Linked DNA regions of Homo sapiens: region 1 is linked to region 2. A link is a loop called in an ENCODE intact Hi-C map of the cell type or tissue named here. Cell type or tissue: ovary. All regions are shown on one strand. Links, peaks and the distances in the headings refer to the core of each region. The heading gives the core; the rest is flanking DNA.

Region 1 (5,383 bases), core at 56-5,055, 65 kb before region 2:
AACAACAAACAATCAGGTGTTCTTCAGTTAAAGGGACAGTTTTTAGAGGAACCCCGTGGTTGTAATGAATTATTTCTTGTTTTAAAAAGACCTTCTTACCTGAATAACGTTGTGAATCACACGAATGTCAATTTCTTGGGTTTTGGTATTGCACTGTAGTTATGCAAGATGTTACTACTGGGGAAAACTGGGTACCTGGGACCTTTCTATACTATTTTGTAACTTCCTGTTAATCTTTTACTTTATTTCAAAATAAAAATGTTTAAAAATGAAAAAAATTAAAATAAATGTCAGTGGTCAAAAAGAGCAAATAAAGAAAAAAGTCCTTTCTAACCAGCTCAAGAGGGTGTATGTCCATATGTTGAGATTCTGTTTGTTAAATATAAGTCTTCTTTTAAGGTAGTCTTGTAGAAGCTCTTAGCAAGCTTGCCTACCTTGCATTCCTCCAAAGATGCACTCTTTACAATTTTGACCATAAAGGAGAATAGCAGAGATAAAAAATTTAAATAAAAATAAAACCGAAGCAGTAACAACATCCTAGCAAATGGGAACAGCTCTCCGTTGGTCTGTGCTCTACAATACTATTATAATATTTGTGACAACAAGTAATCCAATTCAATGAATTGTCTCTAATCCTCTGACAGCTACTTTTCCAAAAACAGAAGACATAATTTTTTAATAAAGCCAGGAAGGAAACAGGTTTCACAAGAGAAGTTCAAGAAGACTGAAGCTCATTGTTCTACCTTCTGACACAGTAGAGTCTCACCTATTGAAGCCATGGGATTGTCAATGAAATGTAACTAGTATGGGAAACAGTGGAAATGTCTTCTCCAGTGTCTATTTGAATACATTGATCCTATGATGGCACAGTTCACTTCAAAGTGTGCTTACTCCCTACATTTTACCCATTCGCCTGGAAACTTCTAAAATCCTCTGACCAGCTCAGTCAGAGCAACAGCATAAGCATAAATCTTCCAAATGAGTTAATGTTGCATATACAAAACAGTCTACTGATTGCTTAAATTGGCTGAAGAGAAAGGGGCTATTCAGGAATAGGTTTGGTTTCTGAGCATGTACACATGATCTAAGAATGATGTCATAAGCTCTTTCAAATATTTTGGGGTAGCTTTTAAATTGCAGACTAAATGGAACTAGTCAAATTCGCACCTTTTCCAGCATGTGAAAATTAATAAGTGGAAAATCCAAGAATCTAGCAATTTCCTTCAATAAATGGCTGCCAATGGACAAACTGTGAAGCTCTTGGATTGACATGGCCCCTGTGTTCCTCATCCTTACTTGATGCAGTGCTAGGGACACATCTATTGATTTGCAACATCACATTATATAATCAGACACTGAGATAAATTCCAATTTGACATAAAATTTAGCTTTTTTAAAGCCTATAGTCCATATTTGTGCATAACAAACTCTTGCATGATTCCAGAAAAATAAAATTTTAAAGCTGGAGATGACTACTCCTGGAGGGAAGTTATACAACTGAACTAAATTAGTAAAACTTTAGATAGGCTGAGTGAAAGCAGGATAGCACTGAGCAAAACAAATGTTCTGGATCTAGTTAAGAGGAGACAAGACAAGTTCACAAGTGAATGACCCTGGTTATCACAATTGCTATTTTGAAAGAAAGATTCTTAAGGAATTGATATTTTACAAAGGGGATATATGCCAGTTCGAGGATAGTTTTTAAAAAATTAATAGGCTTTGTTTTTCAAAGGATAGATATCTTAAAATGTTTTATTTGATAATTGGTTCTTTTGAGAATATTGTATATTTGTAAATGGTGGTAAGTATTCTGTCTATATTTTCATTTTCTCTAAACACCAAATTTCTCAGTTCCACTAATTCATTGAATTTTTCAGTTTAGTAAAAATCCTAGGCCTTGCTAGCTTCCAGAAGATAGGTAAAATTTTGGTATAGGACCTCATAGGCTCAGCTAAACATTCCTTCAACCTTAAAAAACATGAGAAATGGTTTAGAGGGTCACCCCTCTAAACAGTGAGACTTCAGATAGGTGAATGATATCATTACAGTGCATCAGAGCTATACAGCCAAAACCATGTTTAGTAAATATTCACAAAGCAAGAGTGACATGTACCAAAACCCCAAGCAGAGTTTTCCTTATCCAAGAACAATGACGGGAAACTTCTCCAGGAGGCACTGGGACTGGGAAGTCCCACTAGCACTGGGGAAAAAAGAGGCAGAAATTCTACAACTTGAGGACCAGCCGGAGAGACAACATGGAGTATATGTTCTCCTTTCATCTCTTCTTGTTCTTTGTGTCACAGACATACAAGCAATTTGATAGTTGCTTCTCAGACAATATGCACAGCCTAAATTCCAACCATATTAGTGTGTGTTGGGTTCTAACCCACTTCATCCCCAAAGGCCAGCTAGAGTTGCAGCAATCCTTGGCATCACTTGTCCGGACATGATGAGGACACAGTCACCTAAGGGACAGCAAGCAACCTAGTCAAAAGTACTGTGGCTGGCCCATGCTCCTGACATAAGAAATGAAAAGCTAGACCACGGCAAAACTGAGAATAAAGGGTAGGAAGCAGGGGCCAATGTAGGCCAATCCCAAAATCTAGGAAGCCACAGTTAAAGACTCAGATTCAGGGCTTGAAAGGAACCTAGATGTCACGTGATCCAGCTCCCTTATTTTACAGAGAAGAAATTCAAATTCAAACTGGGGGAGGCATTTATCCAAGGACACTCAGTCAAGACCAATACCCAGGTTTCTTGACTCTGTTGAGTGTTAATTCCAGGAGTCAACAGGCAAACAGTGAATCAACAATCATAGAGAGACTGTTGCTTCTTTTCCAACAGGGGTGTGCCTTCACTCTTTATCTGACCTTCTTCTGGATACAGCAAACACTTGTGGACCAGCTGCACTGAAGCATTAAACAAGGTATGGAATAAATAGCATCTTCCGTAGGGTTAGAGGAATGAAGGTGGTCCCCAGGGCTTTGTGTGCTCTTAGTAACCAACTCCTTCCCAAGCCTCCAATCAACCTCAGTAGAAAGGGAAAGGGAGCCCCAGAATTCTGTGTGTTCTTGGAAGGAAATCCCTCCACAGCAGTCCCAGTCTCACCACTACACTCTTCATGAGAGACCACTGGGACTGACTGCATGATGCCTTACATTCTGCAAGACCCCCAGGACTTCCAGCTCCTTGTGGAACCCCTACTCCCACAGCCAACTGGCTCTATGCATCTCCTGCTCTGACCCAATGTCTTTCCCCTTTCTGATTTCTCTGGAACTCCAGATAAGTCATTAGCCAAGACCCTGTATCTCAAACTCTTCTTTGAATGTTCCCTGCAACTTCATGCTCTATACTTCCTCTCGTGATTTATAGCTCTTCCGACAGCTTCCATACCCTTTGTATCACAGAGCCTGGAAGTAGACGCAATTGTCTCCTTGCTCCACAGCTATATTCCTTCCTGAAAATATTATCCTCTACCCCTCCTTGTTGCAGTCATTTCCTGATCCCTGCATTACTTCCCTTCATTTCTAGATGTTAGCTCCTGGTTTTAACTCTTTCCAATGCTACTTCTGCCATAATTCTCAGCGATTTCAACATTCATGTCTGTGATCATTCTAATACCCTGGCCTCTTAGTTCCTTGGGCTTCTGTCCTCCAATGATCTTGTGTTCCCACATGCCTCAGCCACCCACCGTCCTTTACCAGCTGACATCCCCTGATTCATCACTCTAAACACTGCTCTCCATGTAGCAAGCAGACAGGAAGCTAAATCCAGCTGGAGGAAAACACGCAGCTAAGCTAAGTGCTTTTACTTAAAATTTGTTACCAGTAATGTCAACTGGGTCCTTAGTGCTACCTGGCAAGTCTGCTGTTTCCCAAGTCCAAACATCCTCTGTTGCCTTGAAGTCTCCAAACCTCCTGCTTCCCTAACCTAGTCTTAGTTGAAGAATTTGCTTCCTTATTGAACTGAGAAAATAGAGGCAATCAGATAAGAGCATCACAGGCTTCTACCATCATATTTTCCAATATACTTACAGCTGAATCTGGATAGTTTGTCTTTACTCCTGCAACGATGCCTGATTTGTCCATGCTCCTATTGAAGGTCAACCCTACTTAGCTCTAGGTTTCATGCTCTCTTATCTACCCAAGGACATTGCTCTAGCAATTGTCACCTCTCTTATGCATCATCAATGATCTCTTTCTACTAGATTATTCTCATCATCATACAAGCATGTCAAAATATATCTAGTCTTAAGCTAAAAGAAAAAAAGAAATCTTCATTAAACCCATACAACTCTCCAGCTCCTATTCCAATCCTCTGCCCCTCTTTCAAAAAAAATTCTGAAAATGTTGTCTCTATTCACTGCTCCGAGTTCTTTTCCTCCCATCTTCTGTTGAACCCATGCCAATCAGGCTTTTTCTCTACCATCCTTGATGCTTTTCAAGATCATCAATATTTCTACATTGCCAAAGCCAATGATCAATTCTCAATTCTCATCTTAATTAATACATGAGCGTTTGACACAGTTGATCACTTCCTTCTTTTGGAAGTCCTTTCTTCATTTGGCTTCTAGCACATCTCACCCTCCTGGTTCTCTTTCTGCCCCATTGGCCACTCTTCTCAGTCTCCTTTGCTGGTCTTTACTCTGACCTTTAAATGTTGGAAGACCCTAAAAATTATCCTGGGACTGAGCTCCTCTATCTAATAACTCACTGGCTTGGTCTCGTCTTGTCTCTTGGCATTAAATACCATGCAAATGCCTGACTCCCAAAAAAATATATTCAGGACCTCTTCCCTGAACCCCAGACTTGTATATCCAACTGCTTATTTAACAATTCCAATCAAATGCCTAATTGTTGTGACAAATATAAAATGTTCAAAGCTGAACTACTGACTTGCACTCCCATAGTTCCTCCTTGTATGTTCTTCCTAAGTTTGGTAAATGAAAACACCATTATTCCAGTCTTTTAGACCAAAAACCTTGAGCTCATTTTTTTTTTTTTTTTAACTATTCTTTCCAGTGGTGCGCTGGTAAATGGATAATAGCAGTCTCTCATCTCTGAAGGGTGGGAAGTAGGAGAAGGCCTACTTCCTTGTGTAAACACTCCCGATATTGTCGATTTCTAGCTATAAGAATGGGCCCACTAAGTGGTCCTTGGAAACAGCACACACAAAATCAATTAAACCCCAATTTTGCATTCTGCTTATTCAGTCATTCTGTGTAGTTCCAACTTTGGGAGAAGTAGTTACAAGAACTCGAACCACATTCTTCTTTCTTTATAGAAAATAATAACTTTCTACCACATGAAGCTAGGTGGCTAAAGAGATTATCATAAGAAGCAGGAGAGTAATGGTAGCATGCAGCTTATAGGGAACATTTCCT
Region 2 (5,383 bases), core at 156-5,155:
ATTCTGATCTGACATAAATCAGGCTCGAAATTTATTGGCAGAAATAGAAGTTGCATAATTACTCGGCTGTGGTTATGCATTCTTGACACATTTATCTCCCCGAGCCTGAACTCTGTACATGCATGGACACATATGAAATTCCCCACTCATAATGCCTATTTTCTGGCACTTGGAAATAGATTTATGAAGGTACCACTGTATAATATATAGTTTCACTTTTATAATTTAGATGGTTTAGGGTAGTGATGAGAAGAAGCTAAACTTTTGTGTGCTAAAATCATAACTTATTCCTTTGAGAATCTGAGACTGGATGTACAAATGCAAACACAAAATGAAAAATAATTAATTTGGAAATTATTTGACTGGTTATTTTGACTAGCAAATTTCTTTGGCATCAGGCCGAAAGCTTCCTTTTCTGACAGGCTGAATACTCTCTACTTAGCCTATATGAAATAAGCATTCTGTCCAAGTCACACCCCCAAGATGATTCATCATGCTCTTGAAAGCTATTCCATTAAGCTCTGAGGTCTCATCTTCCTGATTCTTCTGCCACTTGAAGATCCATATTAACTTTCTCCTGGAAATCTCCTCCCAGTATGTCTTGAGCTAAAATATTGCATGAATGACATTTCTGAAAAGAAACTATACCTTGGGTGAGGAATCAAAGGACTCAAGAGTATAGATGACAAACTTTTTTTTTTGAAACAGGTATCACTCTGTCACCCAGGCTGGAGTGCAGTGGCACGATCTCGGCTCACTGCAACCTCCGTCCCCTGGCTCAAGCAATCATCCCACCTCAGCCTCCCAAGTAGCTGGGACCACAGGAGCACACCACCACACCCGCCTAATTTTGTGTATTTTTGGTAGAGATAGGGTTTCGCCATGTTGCCCAGGCTTGTCTCAAACTCCTGAGCTCAAGCGATTCACTGCCTCGGCCTCCTGAAGTGCTGGGACTACAGTTGTGAGCCACCACGCCCAGCCCTAGATGATAAGCTTATATGATCATTTTTTCTACCAACAATAAAGACTTTGAAGAGAAAGAAAAATCTGTGGGTTGAATGTACAATTACAAAGATGATAAAGAGAAGTGATATTTATGAGACAAAGCCATGGTTCTAGGTACTGGGATAAATGATGTATTCTTGGCGAGGGAAGGATATTTGACCAGAGTCTGGGTGATCCAACTGAAAAACTTTAAGTAAAGGAAGAAAGAAGGACAATCACCTTGATAAACCTATGAACATGGTTCCTATGGAAGACAACAAGTGTAAGATGAGAATATGAATAAGGGTATGGGAGATGCCTGGGAATCGCACCCCCAAAATATTGGAAGACAGAGAGGAGATGGAAATAATGCTAATAGCCTTAAAACCATTATACTAATAATAGGTGTCATTGATTGAGCACTTAGTGACTGTATATCTCTTTTCATCTTGGGAACAACCTTACAAGGTAGGTATTGTTGTTACTTTCATTTCACAGATGGAGAAAAATGAGGCTTATGGAAGTTAAATGACTTGCACAAGGACATGTACAGGTGGTAGGTAGAAAAGCAGGGATTTGGACATGGGCAATCTAGTCCAGAGGTCACTATATCATACTGTCTCAGTGTGCATTGTAAGTGAACCAAGCTTGAGGTTACACCATAATGTGATTTTTTGAGACATGGTGGGAAGGGGCTTCAGATTAAAATACAGTGATGGAGAAGCATGCCATATTCCCAAATGATAGGCTGTAATAAGGGGAGACTGAATGGTATGATATGTCAATAAGATATTCATTTGAGTAACCCAAAAACAGAAACACTGTGGAGAAGTGAGTCAGAGAAAAATGTAAGTGACCTGCTCTGGAACTTTGGTATAGGCCACCTGACCAGAAGGAGAAAATTAATCATGCATTTTGAACAGATGAAAAAAAAACAATATAGAAGTAATGTATAGAATTGGTAATTGAATATATATTTTATACAGTGGTGATGAAAAAATTCAAATATTGGGTATGTGCTAGAGAATTTGGTGGATATGCTCTTGACTTTTCAGAAGAAAGTGAAAGTAGATTTTTTTTTCTGTTAATAGCTAGGAATGGAAAGGATAAACATAGTCAAACATGTACCTCAGCTTTTGAGATGGCAGGATTTTTAAGTCTGCAGAAGCTAGGTATGGTTCTCCCAAAAGAAGGTACCTAGAAATGGCTCAAATACAATTCTAGCGGTAATCGGTAATATATGGTTCTACTAGGAAAGAAACTTGTGTCTTGGGACGCTATAAGCAGAACGTGCCACTTATAAAGTTGTGACCTCGCAACTCCAGACCCACGCTCCTGTATTCCACTGAGGCTAGGACTCTGCACAGCACCTTTCTGCTTGGCCAGCAGACACCCTGTTAGGCTCTGCCAGTAGGGGGCACCAGAGAGAGAGACCACAAGCCTGGATGGAGGAAGGGACAGGGGTTCCTTGCTCCTGTTGGTGAACAGGTCTTCAGGTCACCCCAGCAATGGCAGTGCCTTCCTGAAGCAGCAACTAAATCTAGTTTGCAGGGTTTGTTTGTTTGTTTGTTTGTTTGTTTTAACACTTGCCATATCAACCTTCCAACTTGTCCCCCAAGATAGTTGGTCTGTGTCTTGGAAATCTGGGTGTAATGAGGCCACTCTTTCAAGTTCAGAGACACCAACACCAGCCCAGCAGCTTTCTGGGAGCCCTCCCTGAAGTTTCTATGGTTCCCTTATAGAAGGCGCCTGTTTACTGGGAACTGCATTCCCTAAAGCGAGTCAAGAGCCAGCTCTTTCTATGAGAGTAAGAACCTGTTTTGTGTATCCCTGAGAAACCTATGTCAGTTCTTTAAATTAAATTACAGAAATATAGTCCACCCTTCCTTGGCATCACTGAACCTTACTGCTGTTTTCTGGAACTTTGAAAAACTCTGTAGTTTTGGCGAAACAGAATTCCTTCATGGTGTTAGAATGAGCACCTGGGTCCCTGGCTCCAGGTGCATCTTGACCTTACACAACAGGCATCCCCTGAGGCGGGATCATTCCACATCCATGCCTTACCTCACTCTTCTGGCCTTGCTTTTTTTCGCTCTTTTTGCTCAGGCTGGAGTGTAATGGCGCGATCTTAGCTCACTGCAACTTCCTGGGTTCAAGCGATTCTCCTGCCTCAGCCTCCCAAGTAGCTGGGATTACAGGCATGTGCCATCATGCCCAGCTAATTTTGTATTTTTAGTAGAGATGGGGTTTCACCATGTTGGCCAGGCTGGTCTTGAACTCCTGACCTCAAGTGATCCGCCCACCTCGGCCTCCCAAAATGCTGGAATTACAGGCGTGAGCCACCATGCCCGGCCCCTGGCCTTGCTTCTTAAAGACCCAGTCCTTGCTCTGCATCCTTGAGTCACTTCTATCTTTGGTTCCAGGGCTGAGAGGTGTTCCTTTGAAGACAAACAAATAAGTCCCTTTTCTCTTTTCATTCATTGGGCCTCATTAGACTAATCTCCACTTCTTGAAATATTATTTCTCACTAGATTCCTCTTTCCAGAAAGTCCAAACTGGGTTGTCTTATTCCATTTGAGCTGCCACAACACAATACTATAAACTGGGTGGCTTATAAATAATGAAAATGTATTTCTCACAGCTCCCGAAGTCGGGAAGTCCAAACTCAGGGCAGATTCAGGGTCTGGTGAGGATCTGCTTTCTGCCTATAGACAGTGCCTTCTTGCTGTGTCCTCACATGGTGAAAGGGGTGGGGGTCTCCCTCTAGCCTTTTTGATGAGGGCATTAATCCCATACATGAGGACTGCTCTGATGACCTAATCACCTCCCAGAGGCAGTACCTCATAATACCGTCACCTTGAGGGCTAGGATTTCAACATGAATTTTGGAGGAGAAACAAACATTCAGACCATAGAATTTCACCCTTGCCTCTACCCAAATTCATGTTTGTTTGTTTTTTTGGTTTTTTTTGGGGGGCGGGGGGATGGAGTTTCACTCTTGTTGCACAGGCTGGAATGCAATGGCACAATCTTGGCTCACTGCAACCTCTGCCTTCCAGGTTCAAGCCATTCTCCTGCCTCAGCCTCCTCAGTAGCTGGGATTACAGGTGCCTGCCACCACACCCAGCCAATTTTTTGTATTTTTAGTAGAGATAGGGCTTCACCATGTTGGCCAGGCTGGTCTCGAACTCCTGACCTCAGGTGATCCACCCACCTCAGCCTCCCAAAGTGCTGGGATTATAGGCGTGAGCCAGTGCGCCCAGCCTCATATCCTTCTTGCATGCAAAATATATTCATTTCATCCCATGAGCCCTGAAGTTTTAACTCAGTCCAGCATCAATTTAAAAGTCTGAAGTCCAGGGTCTCATCTAAATGTCATCCAAATTAGATGTGGGTGAGACCGCAGGTACTATCCATCCTGAGCTGTGAACCTTTAAAATTAAACATGTTAAGTGCTTCCAAAATAAAACGATGGGACAGGCATAGGCTAGATATTCCCATTCCAAGATGGAGAAATAGTAAAGAAAGAAGTGGCAAGTTCTGCGCAAGTCCAAAATCTTAATGCTCAAGCATAATCTTTTTGGCTCAGTGTTCCACTGTCTAGGTGCTGGGGCAGAGGTCCTGCCTTGCAGACCCACTGGGATGGCAGTCCTACCTCTGCAGCTTTGCCTGCCTTCATGGCCTTGGACAGCCCTGCCACCATAGATTTTCCAGGTGTAGCCTATGGCACAGCTCTCTCTGTTTGGAGTTGAGTGCCTGCAGTTCTCCCAGATGGGAATCACATGCTAGGGGCTCTACTGGTCTGTGGTCTCTGTGGTGTCCCCACTCGCATGGTTCCACTGGGTATTGCCTTAGTGGGGACTCTCTATGGTGGCCCCACCTTTGTGGTATTTGTCTGCCTGGGCCTATGGCTTTCCAGGGCATTCTTTGTAATCCAGGTAGAGGCAGCCATGCCCCCATGGCTTTGCTGGGTGCCAAGCATGCTGCACTGGAGCCACCTAAGCTGGCCCTGGGGCAGCCACGGGGCACAGGCATGGAGTGCAGGGAGTAGAGCCCCTGATATAAGGCTGCTCTGGGCAGCGATGGCCTTCCTTTGATATTGTTCTGCACTCCAGGACCTATGATGGGAAGGGCAGCCCCAGTGATCTCCACAATGCTTTCTGAGTCATTCTTAATCCATTGTCTCGAACAATAGGTCCTGGATTTCATTTAAATTAAATTACAGAAATACATAGTCCACCCTTCCTTGGCATCACGAATCTTACTGCTGTTTTCTGGAACTTTGAACAACTCCCTCTAGGGTTGGCGAAACAGAATTCTTTCACACTGTCAGAATGAGCACCTGGGTTCCTGGCTCCATGTGCATCTTGACCTTAGTATGAAACATCCTCTGAGGCTGG

The links. Peaks named below come from ENCODE experiments on the same cell type or tissue, not always from the same donor. Only the 100,000 strongest peaks of a DNase experiment are listed, where the experiment ranks them.
Region 1: it touches region 2 in a loop (2.1-fold over the local background); 2 of 110 quality-filtered maps call a loop at or near these places.

What each region holds. Positions count from the first base shown.
Region 1 is chr7:134,812,207-134,817,589 of GRCh38, reverse strand. All of the region lies in intron 1 of CALD1 (caldesmon 1), which reads right to left. It overlaps LOC124901750 (a long non-coding RNA gene), which reads left to right. Exons shown (of 2, transcript XR_007060537.1): 1 at 1-2,926. Among named protein-coding and RNA genes, the nearest start is that of CALD1, 35 kb to the right of the region's middle. In ovary, for the core only: no CTCF peak of the experiment used is centred there; a DNase peak (open chromatin) is centred at 2,489; H3K27ac peaks cover 2,661 bases.
Region 2 is chr7:134,747,293-134,752,675 of GRCh38, reverse strand. All of the region lies in intron 1 of LOC124901750 (a long non-coding RNA gene), which reads left to right. It also overlaps a transcript of CALD1 not described here. Among named protein-coding and RNA genes, the nearest start is that of CALD1, 30 kb to the left of the region's middle. In ovary, for the core only: a CTCF peak has its summit at 2,353 (motif pointing right); a DNase peak (open chromatin) is centred at 2,362.